3 separate regions of the Homo sapiens genome follow, and all the other regions are linked to region 3. The links are chromatin loops, found by intact Hi-C in ENCODE. Cell type or tissue: endothelial cell of umbilical vein. All regions are shown on one strand. Each heading gives the region's core, and the rest is flanking DNA. Links, peaks and the distances in the headings are about the cores only.

What was found. Peaks named below come from ENCODE experiments on the same cell type or tissue, not always from the same donor. Only the 100,000 strongest peaks of a DNase experiment are listed, where the experiment ranks them.
Region 1: it touches region 3 in a loop (12-fold over the local background); 3 of 110 quality-filtered maps call a loop at or near these places.
Region 2: it touches region 3 in a loop (8-fold over the local background); 41 of 110 quality-filtered maps call a loop at or near these places.

The regions. Positions count from the first base shown.
Region 1 is chr6:46,038,307-46,046,265 of GRCh38, forward strand. It overlaps a transcript of CLIC5 not described here. Among named protein-coding and RNA genes, the nearest start is that of CLIC5, 26 kb to the left of the region's middle. In endothelial cell of umbilical vein, for the core only: a CTCF peak has its summit at 4,282; a DNase peak (open chromatin) is centred at 4,275.
Region 2 is chr6:46,086,185-46,094,143 of GRCh38, forward strand. It overlaps a transcript of CLIC5 not described here. Among named protein-coding and RNA genes, the nearest start is that of ENPP4, 40 kb to the right of the region's middle. In endothelial cell of umbilical vein, for the core only: a CTCF peak has its summit at 4,114 (motif pointing right); a DNase peak (open chromatin) is centred at 4,167; H3K27me3 peaks cover 514 bases.
Region 3 is chr6:46,217,325-46,225,283 of GRCh38, forward strand. RCAN2 (regulator of calcineurin 2) reads right to left here. Exons shown (of 5, transcript NM_001251974.2): 5 at 3,412-5,977. The coding sequence ends at 5,817. LOC105375079 (a long non-coding RNA gene) reads left to right here and starts at 1,981. Exons shown (of 5, transcript XR_001743802.3): 1 at 1,981-2,026. In endothelial cell of umbilical vein, for the core only: a CTCF peak has its summit at 4,035 (motif pointing right); no DNase peak of the experiment used is centred there; H3K27me3 peaks cover 143 bases.

The DNA of each region.
Region 1 (7,959 bases), core at 2,950-5,449, 180 kb before region 3:
GGCTTTAGACTGAATGGCCCTGCCTTTCAGAGAGGTGCTTCCCACCCAGGTGGGTCCTCATGCCCCATGATCCCCTTAGTTGTGCTCTGTCCTTGGGAGAAAGGGGACAACCCAGGCCTGCATTAGGTTGACTTCCCAGAGGCCCTTCTCTTGGATGATTTTCCAGCTTACACCATTCTTCACTGTTACTCTGCTAAAGTCAACATGTAAGAGCCATGAACAATGGAAATGAGAGTGAAAAAGAAAAGGAGAGAACTTAAGAAAGGGAAGTTTACTGGCATAAAAACCCTACTTCATGTCAACAGTTTTAGAAAAATTCAGTCAGTTCTAGTGGGCTCAGCCAGACTTAATCTACATTAATGAAAACCCACGTGTCTGGAGATTCTCTCTAGCACTCTCTTTCCCAGATTGGTTCATCTGGGGACATGCCTTTCTGAAACATTATGGCTTTCAGAAGATTTCCTAGTTTATACTAATTTAGATATTGTTTTCAAGTAACAGAGAAAATTGCTACAGCATCTGAACTATTTATCTTCCTAGATGTTGTAGTTAGAGCAAAAGCAGATGAGTTGGGAAAAGATAAATTCACTAAAATTACTTGTATCCTGGTATTAAGGTGATGAATAACTTATGATGATGTAACATCTATGTACTATGGAGATAAGAATATCATTAAATGCATACATAAGAATTTAGCTCTCAATAAGAAACTTATTTTAAAAGGATACAATCTTATAGGAATAAAAGAATACTATTTATAAATGAAGAATTATAACTCATTCATGCATAGAAAGCCAAATATTCTGAAGATAACAAAACTCTCTGTTCTTACAATAATAATTAAAATCTCCATAGTATATTCTATAAAATCTGAAACACTGATTTTAAGATTCTTCCAGAATAACATGAGGGAAAATATACTAAATTTATTTTTTCTAAAGGGATTGGTATTTACCTTCTGGATTTTAAAATATGTGACAATTACCAAAACATCATGACATTCAGTTAAAAGCAGGAAAAAGATGGGTGGAGACAATAGATATTTCCAAAGTAAATTTAGACCATAATAAGAACTTATTACATTAAAAAAACCAGATATACATAGGCAAGAAGTGATCAGTATTTAATACAGAGGACAATCAGGTCATGGTGCAGAGACGGCATTAGATTCATTCCTCATATTATATATTATAATAAATTTTGGTCAAAGCAAAATAAACATAAGCATAAAATAAACATAAAAAGAAAACGAATAAAATAAGCATATTATTTTCAATTAAAGAAGAAAAAACATTTCTGATTTGCTGAGATATAATTATAAATAAAACAGATATGTTGGAATAAAAAACAAAAGGGATTGTAAGGAAGTTAAAAAATTGTAAGTTATAAATGTTAAAAAGGAAGCTCTACTCTTAAGAAATGAACAGAGAATTCATCTAATTAAGGTCAGTATTCAGCTTTTCTTCAAAATGAGATCATAGGAAATAAATGGAGGGCATACACATAAGGAAATGCAGACAATAAATCAGCACATGGAAAAATGTTCAGTCTCAATAGCAACTAAAGAGATGTAAACAAAAAACCTTTAAAACACCACAGCATATCAGTTAAGTAACTGTAAACCCTGGCAATTCAGACAATGAGCTTTGGAATCAGATAGATGTAGATATGGATCCTGCCTTGCCACTTTTTAGCTGTGTCTTTGATTCAGGGTCCCAACCTCTCAGCATCCATTTTCTAATCAGTAGCATACAGCTATTATACTTAAAGGATTAGTGTGAGGATAAAATGATTAATGTAAATAAACCATTCAGTACAGTATCTGGCACATATTGAATGTTTCCGTTAATGGTAGGCAGCAATAGTGGTGGTGGAAGATAATGATGATGGTACTAGTGCTGGTAATGGTGGTGGTGAAAATGATGGTGACGGTAGCATGTGATGACACTGTTGTTTGTTGGTGGTGTTGTTGAAGACAACGCGATTGGTAGTATTTGATTTGTTGCTCATAGTGTTAATAATGGTGATAATAGCTGATCATGGTGATGGCATTGGTGGAGGTGATGGGAATGATGGTGGATGAGGCTTGGTGGTGGTACAGATAGTAGTACAGGTGGTGGTAATGGTAGCGGAACACAGTAATAGTGGTGGTGGTGAAAGTAATGGCGCTGGCATTGTTGGTAGTGGGCTTGATGATGATGATGGTGGTGAATGATGATGGTGATGTGGTAGAGGTTGCATTGATAAAGGTGATAATGATGCTGATGGTGGGGTGGTGGTGGTGTTCGTGAAGTTGATGATGGTGGTGGTGGATGACGATGTTGTTGGTAGTGATGTTGATGTCGACGGTAGCTGATAATAGTAATGGTGTTGGTGTTTCTTGTGTTGATGAAGGAGATGGTGATAGTAGTGGCTGTGGTGCAGGGGGCAATGGTGATAGTATTGTGGTTTTTTTAAAAAAAGCTAAAATTATAAATAGCAGTTGTAGCAGTTGTGGCAGTTGTAGTGGATAAATCAGAAAAATGGAATACTACAAATGCAATGTTATTGGTCTTGCAATTTGTTAGTCTTTCTAGAAAGCAATCTACCAAAAGATATGATATGTTGTACACTTTGACACAGAAGTTAAGCTCTTGGGAACATACATAAAAAAATCCCCCAAATTAAAAATGGTCTGTAAATAGTATAGCAGTGTTATTTATAACTGGGAACAATACAAAAGCCTCAGCAATAGGGAAATGACTAAGAAAATTGTGATACATCAAGATGGTGGAATAATATTATGTAGCTATTGAAAGTGAAATATGAGGAAATATGCATATGAAAAACTATGTTAGAATACACAAAGCTATGTGTTCAGAGAGTGTGCATTTGTGTGCTTTTACCAAATAACAGAAGAAAATATAATTGCAGGTGCATAGAGTTTAATAAAGGTTTCATATTAATTAAGCTTTTTCTTTATATTTCCAAAATAAGTTTAACTGCTATACCTTGCATTGCATGCAAGAAAAACCAACACCATTACTATCATTATGCTTTTGTAAATAATTAATGGTCCCATTAACTCATGCAGGGTCGTGGTTGAATTGCAAACTATACCTCAGTCCAAATAACTGGCTCCTAACTAACTAATATTGAGACAGGCCACCTCCCCACTCCTTTCCTTAGAGTCTGTTTACAGCCTACCTTTTATTGCTCATCCCAGTTCTTCGTTCCTCACTTTATCCTCACAATGCTTAGGAAGAAGTTTCAAAAGAAAACAGGGATTTTTTTGGTTGTTGTTTCAAAACCAAAAAATTAGAGGTCATAAAAAGCCCAGTGGTATCAATTTAATTACATGTCTGCTCATTTGAATGTGAGTTAGGTTTGTGGTTGTATACCTAAAGCCCCGAGTATTGATAAGTTTTGAATTTTAGAACAGTTACCTAACTTCTCTATGCTTACATTTCATCAACTATAAAATGGGAGTAACAATAGCAACTAACTTGTTGGGTGGTTGCAAAGATTAAATGAGGGGCTCCAGGTAAGATATGGCAGAGTGCCTGACACAGAGTTAATGTTTATTATTATTTGTTAATAATAAAGTTAATGTTTATAATTTTTTGTATTGAGTCTTGTCACTGCCATCACTATTATGTCTACTCCACCAAAAAGCACTAGAAGCTCTCAATTAGAAACAAAGGCACTGGACTACCAGTTTCATTATCTATATAATGGGAATATTAGACCAGGTGATTTTTGACTTGCTGTGACTCTGTTTTCTAGGAGAGAATAATGTTCTCTTTTATTGATTTTTGTCTCATGTCAGGAAGGAGAATAATAAATCCAAAACCAAACTAAAATGGGCTTTCAAAATCACTCTTTTTAAAAATTAAAATATTGAATTAATAAAATGCTCGTTTGCCTTGCTTAAATATTCTGAACAGTTTCTTAACTATTTCAATGAAAGCATTAAAAAGGTTGTATTTCTGCATTCAATAACAAACTTATCTTTGAAATAGAAAATGGCTTATGAAGTTGAAATTAATTTTTTTTTCAATAATTTCCCCAAGTTCTGTAGGTTTTTTTTGTTTTTGTTTTGGGTAGTTTTTTCTTTTTTCAAAATAAATTTATTTAAATTCCCTTCAAGATAGAAACAAGACTGAATGGCCCACCTAGGAGGTGGGGCAGGCAGGCCTTGGGAGGCACTGAGGCCACTCGGGGTGTTTAGCCAGATGTCCTTCATACTCCAGCACGTCACACATCATCAGTACAGTCATGCCTCTGAAAAACCCTAGAGGGTGCTGTTTTCCTGTTTGTTTTCATCCTTGCCTTGCCCTCTCAATGAGACAATGAAAAGAACAAAAAAGGAGGGAAGTAGATACATCAGCAACAAAACACAGACTATGTGTTTAAACAAAACATGGACTACATGTACCCGAGCCCAAGATGACATGGAGTATTGAGTCTCGGTTCCTGTTTGCCAGGTGAGGATGCAGAACCTCAGAGAGATGGGGCACTTAGTCAAGGTCACCCTGCTAACCATTGGCAATAGAGACAAAGCTAGAATCCAGACCTCAGACACTCAGACCTTCTGTGCTCTACTACATGCCTCCCTCAACAGGTAAAACACAATGTCCACCAAGTGGGAGGGCCAAGGCACATGCTTCTGGGTGCACGTTCTCTCTTGCTTATGTGATTTTGTTTCCAAGGAGCAAGGTTGCTGACTGAAAAACAGAGATATATTTCAGAAGTGTGTAATTTGCAGGGATTTTTACCTTCTGATTCTACATAGCCCACCCATAAATCACTCCTAATGACTTTGCGTCATTAGCACCAACAGAGTTGGTTGCAGTTACTAGATGCAACAGTGATGATGAGACTATTAACGGTGCTGATAATGATGTACAGTTATTGAGCACCCTCTGTGTACCATGTACTGTGCTAGGTACTTTGTATACATTGGTTCATCTACTCTTTGCTATAGCCTTATAAAGCATGTATTGTATTTTCTTATTTTATAGATGAGAAAAGTGAGGATTAGAAGTTTTAAGAAGCTGGCCTATAATTACACAGAAGGGAACTAGATTGTGAAACCAGGTTAATGTCTTCATTTGCTTATGCACCATGTTCTCAAATACCTGCAAAGTACAGGAAAAATGATAGGGCTGGTGGTGAGATAGAGAAAGGCTGGAGGTGGTGGAAGTATAACAGGTCAACTTATTTTGGAACTTTTGTGCTGCCAAATCACATAAGGCAAACTCCTAATGTACTAGGTTCACTTTTTATATTGAGGTGGAGAAAGTTGTTTCAAAGTCAGAGGGTAATTGTAGCAGTTAGAAGAAGCTAAGTTTAGGAGCCACTTCAGAGTACAGTTCAGGCAACACACACACACAAAATCTGAACTGTGGAGATGGGAAGAAAGGAATGTCCCTTCACTTGTGCTTCATTTACTTCCTGAGGGCAGCTCATGCACTGTGCTATGTCTCCATTCACCAATGTGAAAAATGAGGAGGGAGGTGGTGCTCTACACTGAGGTATGGCAAGGAGCTCTCTGTATCTAACTTGCAGAGGGCAGCAGAGTTTATCATTGCATTCTTAAAAGGAGGGACAGCCCACTCTTCAGTTCACAGATTCATCGGATGCCAGTCAGCCTGCTGTGTGCAATGTCCTCTGCTGTGTGTTGTGGGGTAGGCGAAGTTGGATAAGATGCATTGCCTGCTTCCATATGCTTGTGGGAGAAAAGAAACAACTACAATGCTGGGAGCAAAATAGTGCCTGGTATCTACCTGCGGAGCTGCCCAAATTCAAAAGCAGCCATTAGCACAGTAGTCACCCATGAGGGTCTCTGTGGTAGTCACCTGTGAATGCTTCAAAGGTTCTTTCCTTGGAAGATGCCATCTGTTGTGGCTTGAAGTTTTACAAAGGGTTCCTTGCTCCAGTTGAGGCTTTTTGACTAATAAAAAAGGAAAATACCTTGATAAAAATAACCACCTCAGATCATATTTATTCCCTGGAATGACTGCACTTGACAGGCTCTTTTCCGAGAGTAGTACCCAAAGAGGGTACATAAAGAGGGGAGAACAAGGAAGGGGAAAACAAGAAGTAGTGGAGGGAAATGGTGGCTTTGGAAAGAGATTTTACCTGTATCATCACTTGGTTTAAGACCAGGCCTGTCCAGAAATTTACATAAATTTGGAAATTTTGCACTGTGGATTTGAGTTATTTGCTTTCAGTATTGTTACAAACCTTCAGGGCAAAGGTAAAATGGAAATGGAGATTTGGTGATCTTTTGCTTCACATCTGGAGAGCAGACCCGCTTGACAGTGGCAGGAATGTAGGTTTCTTGGGGTGAGCCTGGATGAAAATGCTTCTGGGAACTTACTTCTCTAACTAAACAGTCATCTATTTTTCTTATATGATTTGGGGGCCATAGAGTGACTGAAGATGAAAAAGAATGCATATTCAGCTACTTGTAGGATTATAACACAATTAATGAAAGTTACAATCTAAACTATATCCTACTGAAGACAAAGAAAGTGAAAGAACAATAGCTCAAATTCAAAATGTATCTTGATCCATCACCTGACAATGAGAATCAAATTAATAACTCTCTCATAAATCATCAGAGGTTATGGGAGATTCATCTCCTGTGTTTGAGGCCTTCATTCTTGAGCACTCAGCTCCTCCAGAAGCGGCTGGCATCTAGCATGCTTGCCATAAATAAATCATTCTTAGCTTGCTGACCTGGAGCAGTGAGTGGGCCGTAGTCCCCCACCACACCCGCTCTCCTCTGAGAGTAAAATGCCCTGTTGCATTTTTAATACCACCCTAAGACTCTGTGTCAAGTTTCCACAAAGTTTGCCAGAGGAATTAGCTTCCTCTTTTTAATAGGCAGTTCCAAGAGGTCAGAAGATAAACAAGTTTGAAAACAATTACATTTTTTTTAAATCACTTGATCCAACATACCGCATCTTGCATTTTCAGAAAAGATTGGCTTCTATAATTTTACCACCTGGTACAACATATTGAAATGTACTTTATTTAACACAATAACCACCGAGTTATTATTATTTTTCTTGCTTCCTTTCCTTCCTTCCTTTTGCAATGTGGGAACTGCCTGCCCAGGGGAATATGACTCACCCTGGATTGACTCAGAGTATATATGACTTCATGAAACACCACAGAGTGAGGGCAGAGAGTCACTGGCCCATTCTCCATGATGCTGGTTGCCAAGAAACCATTGGCCTTCTAGGTAACAAGATGGTCTACCTGTCTTTTGGGGTTGTTCATGGAAGTTTACTTAGTGTCTGTGTATCTATGGCTCCCTGTTTGATCAAACAAGACACGTGAATAAGAAAGCAGTAAGCCAGAGAGGAACTTATTTAATCATTATTCAAAGTCAAAATAATTTTATCTTTAAACAACTATACCTACTTTTTAAATTTAGTAAATTATTACAAATTATAAATATTTTTTATTTTTTATATCTTATAAAGTTCCAATTATGCCATATTACTAATTGGTATTTACCAAAATACAGCTATCTTCCACATCTTATTCTCTTCTATGAAATAGTATTCATGCAATTTTGAACATGTTCCAGTCATTGGAAGCACTGGCTAAGGAACGCACATGAACATAAGCATTTGGTATTATTATTTTTCAAATACAAGTTTTGACAATCGCCTTACCTGTGTAAAGGCAGGTGCAATCACTTTGGGGCATGGGATTGGGGAGCTGGGGCTGAGGAGAGGGTGCCAGAATTACTCCATAGTTACCCAAACCATCTTCTCCAGTAGGACTTTGGTGAAACATTAGTTTGGATTGAAAGTACAGAAACAAAGTGGACTAGATTCCAGAGATGAAACTTGCCTTGCTTACCCCTGAGTAATGCTTCTTCTAACTGATGTGTAACTTTTCCTCTTGGGGTTTTAGTTCCCTCCACTATGTAATGAAGACAATCTCTAAGGTTCCTTT
Region 2 (7,959 bases), core at 2,950-5,449, 130 kb before region 3:
CTTTGCGCTTCCTGAGTGAGGCAATGCCTCGCCCTGCTTCGGCTCGTGCACGGTGCACTGCACCCAGTGTCCTGTGCCCACTGTCTGGCACTCCCTAGTGAGATGAACCCGGTACCTCAGATGGAAATGCAGAAATCACCCGTCTTCTGCGTCACTCACGCTGGGAGCTGTAGACCGGAGCTGTTGCTATTCGGCCATCTTGGCTGCCCTTCGTGAATGTCTTAAGTGATAGATAAGTGGACAATTAGAGTGGAAGAGGGAAGTTAAGTTGTGAAGTATGATGCAGAGTTGAGAATTCTTAATGATGGAGAGTAATCCTGATTGGATGGAGTGTGTGGATTGTGGGAAAAGTAGAGAAGAGGACAGTACTGGGCTAGACTGTGGATGGCCTTGAATGCTAAGATCAGAAATCTGAATTTTATGCTCATAGGATGATACTGAAAATGAGCAGCCACATAACACAGATAGCAGTTCAATCCACAACCATTTAAATTCCAGCTGGATTCCAGACAAAGACAGATGCTCACAGAAAACCATTTCTAGTAGCTGGTATTGCTTATTGGAGCAACTTGGTCCACTGGCACATCGTAGCATGATATCCCCCATTTTGATATGGGCACAGGGAGGGAACTGTGTGTAAGCCACCTGATAATGTCAGATGGTTTGGCAGAGTCATTTCAGTCACTGTGCACATGCCACTCTCCCATCTACCTCTCCTGGCATTCTCTCTTCCTTAGAGTTCCATCAAATGCCATTCACAGCCAGTCATTGAGTGGCCTTGGTTTTCATAACCCTCATCTCACAACCTTCTGAATTTTATTCTTCACAATGCTGTCTCTGCCATCCTAGCTCACCATACACATCTCTTCATAAATGCTTACTTGCATATGATCCCCAAATTTCACCATACTTTCTTGCTTCTCAAATTGAACATGGTCATCCATATTTTGCCTCATGATTACATTGGTTGGCCCACCTCAGTGCTGTCTATTTTAGATTATACAATCTGGAAGAGGTCCTAGAGGAGCTTGGGTAAAATTCATCTATGTTGTTTTATTACTTAGAGGAGATGAGGAAGGAAAACACAAAAGGGGACATTAAATATTGCAAAACTGAGACAGATGGAATCTTCTTCACTGAAACCATCTTGTTTGATAGGTTTATTTAAATAAACTTAATAAAGAAATTGAGCACCCAAACACCACCATTACACCAAAACAATATGATAGGATGAACTAAATACCCTCAAGCTTTGAGGCAGGGCTTCCCCTGCTTCATCCTCTCCCTGCCCCTACTGCTCTGCCCTGGCACTGTCATCTTACTTAGGTTGGGACCCAACCCCAGCACCTGACTCTCAGAAATGACCTTCACCTGGCCCAAGTCCTTCCTTATTCACGGTGGGTCTAGTTTCTTCCCTTCTCATCCCCTCTCTGCGGACTCCATCATGACCAAATCCTCCTTGTCTGACCACTTTAGTAGCTCTCTAACACTTCTCTAGAACCTCCAGTATAGAAGAGAAACATCTCAAAGCAGATGAACCTGCTGATACCTGATATCCAAATACTGAGGAGCCCAGATAGCCAACTTCAAAGAGGGAAAGAGAGAGTGGGCATCCTCTGAGTCAGGGTGTTGCAGATAAAGACAATGCTACATTTTGATGAGTTTCGAAGGAACTGGTGTTAATGCTAAGTGTACTAAATAACTAATGAAGAATAAACGAGCTGCATATTTGTCATCACTATCATTCTGCCTAAAGGAAATGTGCTTTCTGCTATGGCCAATTTGAGTCCATTGAGCTTTCTCACCCCAGGTTCTTTTTAATTATGTTTCTCTACCTTTGACAGTTTTATTTTGTGATTTGAAGGGTTTTGGGATTTTATCATTTAGGGATTTTCTTCTCCAAAGACATCTGGGAAGTTTGGTCTTATATTATAAAACCAAAGCAAACTCTATCAGCGTACTCTCTCGCTCTCTTTCTGTGTGTGTGTGTGTGTGTGTGTGTGTGTGTGTGACACTGTATAATATATACTTCTCAATATAGTATATATTATAAAAATTGTTACTCTGAACCATCCAGGAAAGATAAAGAAAGTACTTAAGGCTTTGGAAATACCACTTGACTCCTATAATTTCACTGGTATGGGGACACATGCCCCAAATTATCTGTCCCTTCATACTTCAGTTTTATAGTACTCCACAAGAAACACACATTTAGCTTGAAATATATACACAGCTGTCATTTTGAATTTCTTGGATTCCTGTGTAGTGTCAAAGATGTATGTATTTTATATCAAGAAGATTTCTTTCTGATTATGAAGATAGTTTATGTTTACTATAGAAAAAGATAAGAAAAATAATCTGCATTTCCACTACCCAAAGATAATTATGTTAACATTCTCTAACTCCTTTTCTACCCATAAGTATCTATATTTTTAAAATTGAAATCATGTACATTTTTATTCTTTTTTAAAAAGAAAGAAGACATTATATAATGTGTATACATTAAATTTAAGCATTTATACAAGACCAGCAAATATTTTCAAATGGTAAATACTCAAATACTAGCTAATCTCATTTGTTGATTTAGAAGATTCAAAGATATCTTTCTTTATTTTTGAGCCAAATGACTTTTTAAAAGGCAGAGGATTTTGCTTGAACAAGTGATCGTCCCAACAAATCAGGTAATAAATAAGAACATCTTCTCTCATTCTTGTCCCTATGCACTTCCCAGGCTGTGATATGGTGACTTTACAAAGCACAAAGGGTAATTAATGCTTGCAGCAGGGAAGGGCTCACTTAATGTTTTGCATGGTGCCTTAAGATTTTGTCTAATTTTCCTTTAAATTTACCTATTAATAGATACTGTACTCAATTGATCTATGCATATTTAAATTCTATTTTGGTGTTGGTTTACATTTGGGTAAGGAGTGGGTAGAAGTAGGGGACAAAGAAGGCAAATTACAGAATTGTGGCACTAGAAAAAGCAACCATCAAGGTTTTAGTGAAGTATTTATTGTTTAACAGAAGTCATGAAGATGAAGGGAGAATGAACTGCATATTGTTTTAGCAAAATGCAACATGGAGTAAGAAAAACTTTGGTGCCAAACAGATCTCAGTGTAAATGCTGCCTCTACTGCTTGCTTATGCAGGTGACCTTGGGCACAATCATCTAAATTTTCCCAGTCTTCATTTTCTTATTTGTAAAAATGAAGGTAACATGCTTCAGGAGGTTAAGGAACATTCTAGAACCCTATGCAATAATGTTTGTGGCCAGACGATTTCAGGAGGGTCCATGAACTCTCAGAAATGTTAACTATCACTGTGATTCATTCCACTTTCCCTGCCTGGATACTCACACCTCGCATGCCCATGTGGGAGGGGTAGAATTTGCTATCGGGTGACACAAATCCTTTTCTTTATTGTGGGTAGAAAGATTAAATGACATACAATATGTAAAATCTTGAAGCCTGGCAGATTACACAGGTGTGTTCAGTGACTGTTTCCTCCCCTTCTCCCACAACTAAGCCACATCAACTTTCTTATGAGTTCACAATGAAGATTCTGGAGGGGAAAAAATAATGTACGGGTAACATGAGTAATTTCAACATGTGAGCATATTAATGGAACTTAGTTCTGCTTTGTATTCCATTTATTATTATACATTTTGGGACATATTTTCTTTTAACGACGCTGATAGTTACTCTAAATCTTGATGATTACATTTTGCAGTAATTGCCACCTTCAAAAGACATTAACAGACAGTATTTTTCGTGATTTGCACAGGAATGCAGTAAGCCAGGCTGCTTTCTGCTGTTTGTAATAAGATTAGGGTGCATGTCCCCCAACAGCTGACACTAAACTTCTAGCACTAAAATTTGCTTCCATTACTTAAAAACGACAACAAAAAACGAAATATATGCTCTATAAAAAAGTAGGTCTGTAGAGTTAGAAAAATACCAGATGTCTATAATTGAAGCTGATGGCAGATAATACAATAAAAATGAACACGTTTTATATCAAAGGTAAAAACTTGAAATATCCAAGAAGGGATCAGGTGTGAAATCACCTTCAGGATTTGAAAACTCTGAATGTTTTTCTGCATGTATAATCCACCAGGTGGCACTGTTGCCTGCTTTCGGCTCCGACCCCAACGCCTCCTCCAGAGCTGAGTTTGTTTAGGTCTAGGTCAGAGCTAGTTCATAGATTCGTCAACTTGATGGGTTTTTTTTTTTTTTCCACTTCCCAATTATTTTGCTTTGAAGATAAAATGCCTCAAATTCTAAACTTATGTTAAAAATATTTGATCTATGTGTCACTTTAGTTTGGAGCTCAATTCGCCTTTTACTTATTTTTTACAGTTCATTTAACAACCCACATTTAATTTTTAAAAAATGTTTAGATTGACAAGTAAAAATTGTATATACTTATGATGCACAACACGATGCCTTAATATGTGTATACATTGTGGAATAGTCAAATCAAGCCACTTAACATACGTATTAACTCACATACTTATTTTTTGCCTGTGCAATGAGAACACTTAAAATCTATTCTTTTAGAAATTTTCAAATATACAATGCATTAAATTAAGTTTAACCTAAAGCTGACTTCTTACATGTTTTAGGTTCAGCCTAAAGGTTTCTCTGTACATAGTGAAATGTAACCTAATGTGGTGTGTAAACAGACTGTAACCTACTCTTGCAACAATCAGCAAGTTTTGGCCAAAGATGGGCAACTCTTCAAACTTGTGATCAAATAAGGCAAACAACAAGCTGTTATCAATCCAGCTGTTTAGGTACCTCACCTCCATTTTCTGGAGGTCACTTTCCTTTTTCTGTCTGTAAATCCTCTCCAACCACATGGCAGCGCGAAGTTGCTCTGAACCTATTCTGGTTGGGGATGCTGCCTGATTCACACATCTTCTTTGAGCGATTAAGCTCTACTGAATTTAATTTGTTTAAGGTATTTTAACACATGTATTGTAGTACTAGATGGGTACAATATGTCTCTTGAACTTATCCCTCCTGTCTAACTCAAATTTTGCATCTTTGACCAACATCTCCCAAGTCCCCTAACCCACCAACCTCTTGCCACCACCATGTTACTCTCAGTTTCTATGAGTTTCACTGTTTTACACTCCACATATAAGTGAGATCATGTGGTAGTATTTGTTTTTCTGTCCTGGCTTATTTCACTTAACATAATGTCCTCCAGTTTCATCCATGTGGTTGCAAATGACAGGATTTCCTTTTTTTTAAAGGCTAAACAGGGCTTAGCATGGTGGCTCATGCCTGTAATCCCAGCACTTTGGGAGTCTAAGGCAGGAGGATTACCTGAGCTCAGTTGAAGACCACCCTGGGCAACAGGGAAAGACCCCATCTCTGCAAAGATTAAAAAATAAAAATTAACTGGATATGGCAGTGCATGCCTGTGGTCCCAGCTACTTGGGAGGTTGAGGAGGGAGGATTGCTTGAGCCCAGGAGGTCGAGGCTGCAGTGAGCCATGTTCATACCAAAAAATGCCAAATATAATTCCATTGTGTATATATGTCACATTTTCTTTATCCATTCATCTGTTGTTGGACAGAGGTTAATTCCATATCTTAGGTATTGTGAATAATGCCTCAATAAGCATGAGAGTGCAGATATATTTTTGACATACTGATTTTATATCCTTTAGATATATAGCCAGTAGAGGAATTACTGGACCTTATGGTAGTTCTATTTTTAATATTTTTAGGAACCTCCATACTGTTCTCAATATGGCTGTACTAATTGACATTCCTACCAACAGTGGGCAAGCGTCCCCTTTTCTCCTCATCCTCACCAACACTTGTTATCTTTCCTCTTTTTGATGATAGCCATTCTAGCCGGTGTGAGGTGATAACAACTCTTAGGAGCTTGTGAAGAACATTCAATCTTCACAACTACTCTATACGCAATTCATTTTTCTATTGTACACCTGAGGAAATTGAGTTTTGGGTAAATTGATTTGTCCAAGGTCAGGCAGACAATAAGCAGAGAAGCCAGACCTGAATCCAAGAGTATTTGAATCCAAAACCCACGTTTTCACACTATAATAACTCAGTTTCCTACAGGAAATGATTATTAAATTCTAATGGTGTCTTCTGAGACTTGCTAGAGAAACAAGAACAAGATAAGCATTTTTAAACAATGCCAATTACAAAAGTATTTTGCAGGTTTTCTCAAGTCTTCCTCATGATTATTATTTTTTTCTCTTTAATGTTTATTTTTCTAGAGTCAATCTACAGACTAACCTAAAATGTGTTTTATTCCTGCCCTGATTCTACCTAAGTAATAAAGTATCCATAAAACTTTAACTCAAGTCTTGGCTCCTACCATTCATAACATTCAAACTAAACAGAAAATAAGTAGTGGCGTATCTCTAAATTCCAGATAATCCACACCAAAATCAGAATTATTCCCTTTTGTGTGTGTGTGTGTGTGTATACATATCTGTATTTATACACGTGAAATTATATTTGCAATCAATTTCCCTGCTAGTATTTGTTGCACCTTTGGTGACTTTACTATATCTTGTTGTTCTCAGTTTCTTTATTATTGATAAGGAAAATCTACTCTGTCATTGTTAATAATCATAGCACATTGTTTCTGCCCTATTACTTCCATGTCCTGAAGTCCCAACCAAATACTAAGAACTCTCCTTTAATAAATGAACATATCTGTCTACAGTGTACAGTGTACAAGATTAGGGATCTTGCAGTCACTTTACTTTCAATTTCTCTTATTTAAATTGTCACTCTAATCCAAAAACTTATCTTTGTCTCTTACCCCTCCCCAATCCAATTCCTGCCTTTTATCAGACTAAGCTTTTCGCAGTACAGCTAAGAATACATATCTTTCTTCCTTTTTCCTCCCCATCTACTGCTCATGACCCACATAAGAGATGCCTTCCCCATGAAGCCCCATCTGTTCTCTCCATCTCCTTTCAAATTTTGTTTTCATGTCTGTTGGGTCAGGCATCACATTATATTTATTATAATAACTTTGCTCCACTTATACCTGGTCCCGGCTTACCACCTTTTCTATCTTGCCCCATTTTTCCAGGTCAATAACCACATCTTATTTACCTTTATATCTCCAATACAGAACTTCTTACTTTAAATATTCATAAGAATCATCTAGGGTTCTTGTTGAAATGCAGATTTTTGATTCAGCAGGTCTGGGATGGGGCGGGAACTCTGTATTTCTCGGCATATCCAGCTCCCAAAGGATACTAATATGACTGATTCATGGACCACAGTCTGACTAGGAAAGTCCTGGTATATTTTGCATAACATTTTGCACATGGCAGGTGTTAACTCACATGTAACAGAGGAAAAGCAAAATATGAATTAAAACTACAATGAGATCCCACTACACACCACTAATATGGCTAAAATTAAAGACTGACAACATCAGATATTGATGAGGATGTCTGAGTGCCTGAATTCTTATAAACTGTTGGTAGGAATGTAAGATAATATGACTACTTGGGGAAAAGATCTAGCAGATTTTGTTTTTTTGTAAAATTAACATATACTTACCCCATGATCTAGCAGTTCTTCTCCTAGGTATTTATCAAAGAAAGATGAAAACACATGTTCACAAAAAGATTTGTACAAGAATGTTGACATAAACCCCCTGTATTAGCCTGTTCTCACACTGCTGTAAAGAAATACCTGACACCAGGTAATTTAGAAAGAAAAGAGGTATAATTGGCTCACAGTTCTGCAGGCTGTATGGGAAGCATAGCAGCATCTGCTTCTGGGGAAGCCTCAGGAAGCTTTTACTCATGCCAGAAGGCAACGCAGGAGCAGGTGTCTTACATGGCAGGGAAAGTACCAAAAGAGAGAGTAGCGGAGGTGCCACACATTTTTAAATGACCAGACCTTATGAGAACTCACTAACTATCACCAGAACAGCACTAAATGGGAAA
Region 3 (7,959 bases), core at 2,938-5,437:
AGAATAAAATACCCTACTGGCAAATCCAAAGATTGTTTGGGGAACAGTAATGATTTTCCTAATGATAGCAACTAGTCAAGGAGGCCCCATAGTCCTGTCCAACCCTAAAAGTTTTCTAACTCAATTATTGGTTGAGAATGGAAAATAACACAAAAGCACCAAGGAGGTATTGTGGATGAATTTTTTAGCACAAAGTGTTTCATCCATTTCTGCCTATTTTGGATTTCCTATTTCCAACCTGTACCAAATGTGCTTGCGTACACATACACACGACTAACCTTAAATATGGCTTCCTTTTAGAGACATAAAAAGCTCATGAATCAACTCCAAAAACATTTGCCCAGACTTTCTTTGAAAGGTGCAGATGAATGAGCTTGACAGAAAACTTTTTGCTTGAAATTTTCCCTTTCTCAGATTGCATAAATTTAAGGGGAAAGGCTGCCAAATGTTCAATGACGCTCAGCGTGGTGGCTTCTGGCAGGGACACTCTGTACCAGCAGCTAAATGAATGTTTCCCTGAATCACTGACTGACTTATCATCCTTTATCACCTGCTCTGTTCCCCTTTTTCTGCATTGAGGCTTTCTAAATGACGTGGGGAGGGGAAGTAAAAAAAAACTTTAGAACCACAAGACACTGCATATTGATGTTGGATATTGAGAATTCTTCTGGTGTTAATAGATAGGATTGCAGTGAGGAGCACGAGGCTATCAAAAGCTATCTTCAAGCCTAATGTGGGCAAGACCCGTCAAGCCCCAGTGCTACAGAGGATCTGGACATTTTGGGCTGTAGCTTTGTATTAGGAAACTTCTTGTTTGTGTTAGGATTTACCAATGAATTGGGTCATATAATTCCCTTTTTGAAACCCTTAAAATGAACTCAAACCCCCTAGCCTGGCCTATTAATAATAGGTTCTACTGAGCCTGCCTTCCTCCGCCACCTGCCTTCCAACCTCATCCTAAACTGTGCTCACCCTCACTCCCTGTGCCTCAGCCATACCAACAAAATCCTTCAGGCTCCTCCAACACGACAAGACAAGGCCTTTCCAGAGTCACAGCCTTCAGCCCTGCTGCCTGGAATGCTTTTCTCGCAGCATTTCCATGGCCAGTGCCTCCAGGTCGGCTTAAATGTTACCTCTTTAGAGAGGCCTTCCCTGACTATGATCCTCCACTTTTATTCTCTATTCTCATAGAGTACTTTTGGTTTTCTTCACTGTACTTACCTATGAGAATTTGTGGCCATTATTTGCTTGTTTATTTCTTATCTCTTTTCCATGCTAGACTCCACTCCCTGAAATGGCAGGGACAAAAGCTACCTTGTTCACCACTGAAAACCCAGTGTCAGGCACACAGTTTGTTACTTGAATGAACAGTGTTTCACCCAGAGCCTAAGTCCTGTGCTCTCTCATTTAAAAAGGAACACTTATTTATAGATTTTTAAATGAAGGCTTTGAAAATATGGAAATATCTCACAGACATGAGATGGGAGACGTACGTTTTTAGTATGAGGACATTCTAAACCCCCATCACAACTAATGGCTCCTTCTTCTCTGTCCTCAGGGAGAACAGCTTTTGTTTTAGTTGAGGTATAACTTACTGTAGTATATGGCACACATTTTAACTGAATTTTACATGGGTATACATCCATATGGAGATCAGGATCGAGATGTAGAATATTGATGGCACATTGGAAGGCTTCCACATGAGAGGGTTCCTCTCAGGCAGTACCATTCAAAAGGTAGCCACTGTACTGTGACAGGTCCCCCAACAGGTTACCGAAGGGTATAAGTCTGTTGCCTGAACTCTGAGGGCCGGACAGTGAGCCAAGACCCTGGTGCCGAGCTGAGGAGCAGGTGTCCCTGAGAAGCCAAACCTCCCAGAGAGTTTCTGAGGAACTACCAAGAAAAACAGTCTCATTGTTCAAACACGTAGGCAAAGAGCCAGGAAATTAGCTTAAAAGCAGTTTATGGATGGGAGGTGGGGCAGATCTCCAGAGCTATCCTGCCGCCATCCCAGAGTGCCCCGTATGTAAGTCCTAATAAACTCATCTACTCCTCATGCTGGACTTAGGTCTGAGTCCTTCTTTGGACTCTTAGCACTTTTTTTAGTTTGGGGGTGGTGTTGGGGGACCTTACAGTCCTAAGTGTTTTCATAATAGCCACTATTATTTCTATTTATATAGGCCAGTTTTGACTTTCTTAGCTTGCTAAAAGGAGTCATATACTATGTATTTTTTTCATGTCTAGTTTTTCTTTTTTGCTCAAAATATGATTTTGCGATCTATTCATGTTCATATATGTACCACTAGTTTATGTGTCTTATTGCTTTGTGACATTCCTTTGTGTGAGGATAGCACAGTTTATTCTATAGTTGAAGGACATTTGGGCTGTATCCAGTTAATGGCTATGATGAACAACTTTGCTAGGGACATTATTGTACAAGTATTTTGATAGATGTGTGCACTTGTATCTGCTAGGTGCATGCCCTGGAGTGAATTGCTCCCAGAGGCATGTTAGCTTTAGCAGATATTACCAAACAGTGCTGTGAAGTGAGCACCAGTTGACACTCCACCAGTGGTGCATGACAGTTCCCCTTCCTTCATATCCTTACCAGAACTTTTTATTTCTCCAGACTTAATTTTAGTCATTCTGATAGATCTGTGTAGTAGCTCTGAGATTATCATTTGCTTTTGTCAGATAAGCAATAAAATTGAGCATCTTTTGAATGCTAATGGGTCATCTGGGTATTTTGTGTATGTCTGTGTGTATGTGAATTGCCTGTATGAAGTGCCTTTGAAATTTTTTGATGATCAAAGAAATGGATTGTCTGTTTTCCTTATTTGTAGGGTTTTCTTTTTACATTTTGGATATAATTTATTTTACAACTACATGTGTCTCAAATATCCTTTTCCAGTCTGATGCTGTCCCTTTTCATTCTCCTAATACCCATCTGATGAACAGAAGCTCTTCATTTTAATGGCATTTAATGTATTAATCATTTAGATTATGATAGTGCTTTTCTCCTGAATAATAATTTTTTTGCTAACTCAGGTCTCTTATAGTGCTTTTAACAAGAGAATAGAGTGGGAAGACATTAAAAGAGGTTTTTAGTACACTTGAAATGGCTTTTAGGACCAAGATGTTGAAACATGGCAATAAAACAGGGAGCTCTCCCAGTTCCTCTTATCAGAGGCCAACCCTGCCCTCCAGGCCCTGCTCAAATTCCCCTTCCCCCAAGAGAGGGCTGCCAACCAGCTTCCCCCACTTTCAGGAAGAGCCTAGGTATATGGGTTAACCCCATACGTTGGGGACTTCTTAGAAAAACTCTAGGTTGAAATGCAGTCCCCCACAATTACCCCTCAAGAATATTCAACTCAGGTCGACAACACAGAAATTAAACCACATGGACAAAGAGTCATTCACCAGATATATTTGAAGTCTAAGCTCTTTGAGCTATACACGTGCACAAATGATTCAGTTGGTGGAAATCTTCCCCTTCCCCTTCATTGTTAAAGTTTTCAAACTTAAAATAGTGCTAAAGAGATTTGCATAATGTGCGTCATGGAAATGCTGAGGCGATTCTGACTTTCACAGTGCTAGGAGGTTCCCTTGCAACACTTCAAGGAGTCTTTCCATTTCTTATCGTTCTCCTAGGAAAAGCCCCTCTTTTCCCCCCTCCCCAAACCCAACCTAGTGAAAGAATTACTTGATCTGAGACAGGTTAACATTGACACAGAGCAATAAGTTTTACTAAGACTAACTCCAGAGGCCATACACTTCATTGTGTTTCTTTTATGACTACACAGAATGGTCATTTCAACTTTTACTAAGTTGTTAAAAATGTCAGATGTGTCTTTTAAAAAACATTTAAAAATCATTTTCAAATACTTTCTCTCATCTAGATTTCTTTAGAACCTGCATTCTGGAAATTCAGGGTAGCTTAAAAAATCAAGTCAAATGACCCACAGATGATTGAGAAGAGTCAGCTTTGAAAGGCTGGATGCTGCAGTGCTCTGCATCTGAATAGCGGAGCCTACTATTTCTTCCACTAGAGGACACCATTTCTCCACTACTAAGTCTGTAGTCGTTTATCATCAATGAAAAACCAAAAACCTCCACAGCAAAGGAAAGTCAAAGCATATGCTTATTGTACACTCCTCAGATTTTATTTTTAAAAGGAGTTTTCATTTTCCTTATGGAAACTCAGGATTTTACAAGCAATGCTCTCCTCAGTTTCACCAGTACTGTGTCCAGTACTATATTGCTATATTCACAGTAAAACGGACTTTAATTTCTGAGTGATCAGTCTATGTTTTAAGTTTCTGATGAAACTAACATACACCTTAGTCAAAAACCACAACAATCCCTCAATCTGTTTGCTGTGTTATTGTTCTTGTGTGTTTTTCTGAGGCTTGGGTAATGAAAGTACTTCCCCACTCCATTGTAATCTGCGTTTGCATCTAAAGTAATTCATTAATGTACAGGAGTAGATGAGGCCTGGCACACATAGCAGAAGGTAATGGTTCTATAGGTGTATCTTCTGTAATGCACTTTGGGCTAGAGAAATAGAAAAATCACACGTAACAAAAACAAATAACTTTTTTGAGCACACGGGTGTCGCGTGAGTAGGACCGGCATACATGTAGCTATCATCCTTCCCCATTTTAACATGCTCAGCTGCTGCTGCATTCTGGGGATTTAGCTTCATCCCAATAATCTACAACTGACACTTGCATCTTTATTTAAAAACAAGTGGTCTTGATAGCAAAGATGTTGGCTAATCATGTATATATTGGCATTAGATGTTTTGTGTCCTTTCAAAATTCAGCATTATCCTTATTAGAGTGTAATATTATCAGAGTATCTGTATTAGTATATGAAGGCATTCATAAGCAATGCACATTATGTTTTGAAGCAGCTAATTGTCGAACAATCACTAAATAAAAAACATCCAGATTTTTTAAAAGCACAGCTGAAACATTTGTACAAATATACAAAGAGAGAAAACAATCATTCAGACACCATGAAACTTTTGTAATAAATAGGTTTGTCTGAAATCAGTCTCTATCACCCTGGACAAGCCTCCCCAACGAGGCTGGGAGAGTTCTACAGGGGAGTGGTGTTTGAAATCTATTGAGGAATATCTTTGGGGCCAAGGTCAATTTTGCCTCCAGGAATTTCAACAGAGCTATGGTGTATTGACTCACAATAGTGAATATACCCAGACTTGTTGAGCTGGAATATTCTGATCATTTTCCTAATCTAGATAGGACATGGCTGGATGCTGACAATCTGTGAGTTATAAGATATCCTCAAATAATGAAAATAAATGCTGGTGATCATGCATGTCCTGGGAATGTTGGGATGCAGAGGACTGAGTGAGACCAGATAGGGATATCTCATGCAGTCAAAGTCAAGTTTACATATGGTCCTATTTAAGTGGCCAGGAGAGAACAACGCACACACATCAGGACTGGGACTGAAACAGCTCACAAACAACACAGGTGCTATTTGTTACTGATGTCTCTGGCTTGGATCAACATGAGAGAACAAAGATATAGGCTGTGCTGATTGTTTAATAAGAAAATACTACTTTTTTCCCTAGAACCTTCTAAATAATGGGTTATACTTAATGGGTATGATATGATCAGGAGACATATCACCTTTTCCTAGCCCTTTTGTCCGAGAGGCTTGATAACAAGGAAGGAATCTCAAACAACCAAACACCCAGGAATTTAAAGGCAATTTTTTTTGACAAACAACAGGGGGAAAAAGCATGATAAAGAGGAGACGGCTATTATCGAGAAGGAGCAGGCAGCTCAGTTGGACACGGAGGGTGGCAGGCCAGGACGCCGAGTTTGGATGATTTTTGGCTTTGGGGAAGTCTTTGGGTCCTCTTCTTCCTCTATGTCACTGTCGCACACGTGCACGACGACACTTGGGGTGGACTCAGTCCCTGCATGGAGCTCATACTTCTCTCCTGAAAAGCAAGAAAAATGGAAGTGAGAAAGAGGGGGGGATTTCAAAAGAGATCCTGGAGCAGGGTCTGCTTAGGAAATGACAGGAGCATTTTCCAGGGTCTCAGGAAGCCTGTGATCTTATGCAGGGATGGCACAGGGTGTTGGCAAGTGGAAAGAGATCAATTTCCTCCTATCCTGGCTCTGCCACTTATCAACTGTGCAACCCCAAACAAGCCACTCAATACCTCTTAGCCTCCACATCCTTTACCGTAAATTTCAACATGGTAATACTTCCACTCTGTAGGATGGTGGCGAGGACTGGATGGACTTGGCAGTTAGTCGTATTAGTTTCTCTTCTATTTTCCAACTTTGCTGCTAGTTTTTGAGCAACCTTGGGCCAATCACTTCACTTCTTTATCTTTTGAATATGGTAGTTTCTGAGTTCCCCTCCAGCTCTACACTTCTTACAGCCAGAGCTGCTCCAGGATGGAATAAGGTGGGGTTATCACATGCCCAGGATTCAGTGGTTACTGGGTAACTGGGTTAGATGACCATCAAGGCCCTTTCTAGTTCCAAGTGTCTACATTCTTGACTGGCTCATATTACAGTCAAATGGCTGTTAGCTGACTGGCTTTCTGTCTTTCTGTTGCTTCATTAGATGTTTCTTGAGCATCTCTCGTGGTCTATTGCTGTTCATAAAGGCTACAAGGTAGAATAAAAAGTATTTGTGCCTTTCACAAGTGCACAGTCCAGTGGAGACATGTGGAGACAGAACATATCACAATATAAAATGGTGAGCACTATGGTGGCAATGTATGTTAAGGACTATGGCATCAAATGGTAAGTAACTCTGAAAGGCTTCCTAGTGGACTGGCAGCTGATCTGGGTCTAAAAGACAAGCGGAAGGACTCCAGGTGGTGGGGTAAGAGGAGGGGGTATTCTCAACCTGCATGCTTGTAACTTTTCAACTTCATTGTTGACATACTAATCTTAATCCTCTCCGGACATCCCATCCTTCACTTCCCATCTTTCATGGATCAAAAGATAAATCTTCCAAAAACAATAACTCCCAGATATCCTCCTGGTTAGTGGCTCTCTAGATCTCACAAGATCAAGTATAAATTTTGTAGTCTAGCACAGAAGACCCTGCGTAATCTCTCACCAATCTTTTCCATCACTACCTGCATCAGTTCCTTCTTTGTTTTGGTCAAACTGGTTTATCTGTTGGCCCCTAATCATGACAGCTACATTCTTAGGGCCACCAAAATAGCTACTTTTACTTCGCATAGCCTCACTTCCCCTCCAGAGTTCCCTAAATCCTGACCTTCTTCCAGGATCAAAGCTAGACCCGATGCAGCCCAGGAATCTGCTATTCTCAGTCTAAGTGCCTCCACTGGATGGCTGGAGCAAGTATTGTCAGTTCCAGTGACAGGGCACTAATTATGTGCTACTGTGCACATCTTGGTAAGCCTTAATGGTGCAAATAGCAAACTTTCACAAGGTACAGTTTTTTTTTTTTTATTATACTTTAACTTCTAGGGTACATGTGCACAATGTGCAGGTTTGTTACATATGTATACATGTGCCATGTTGGTGTGCTACACCTGTTAACTCGTCATTTACATATCTCCTAATGCTATCCCTCCCCCCCTTCCCCCACCCCATGACAGGCCCCAGTGTGTGATGTTCCCCACCCTGTGTCCAAGTGTTCTCATTGTTCAATTCCCACCTATGAGTGAGAATATGTGGTGTTTGGCTTTCTGTCCTTGTGATAGTTTGCTGAGAATGATGGTTTCCAGCTTCATCCGTGTCCCTACAAAGGACATGAACTCATCCTTTTTTATGGCTGCATAGTATTCCATGGTGCATATGTGCCACCTTTTCTTAATCCAGTCTATCATTGATGGACATTTGGGTTGGTTCCAAGTCTTTGCTATTGTGAATAGTGCCACAATAAACATATGTGTGCATGTGTCTTTATAGCAGCATGATTTATAATCCT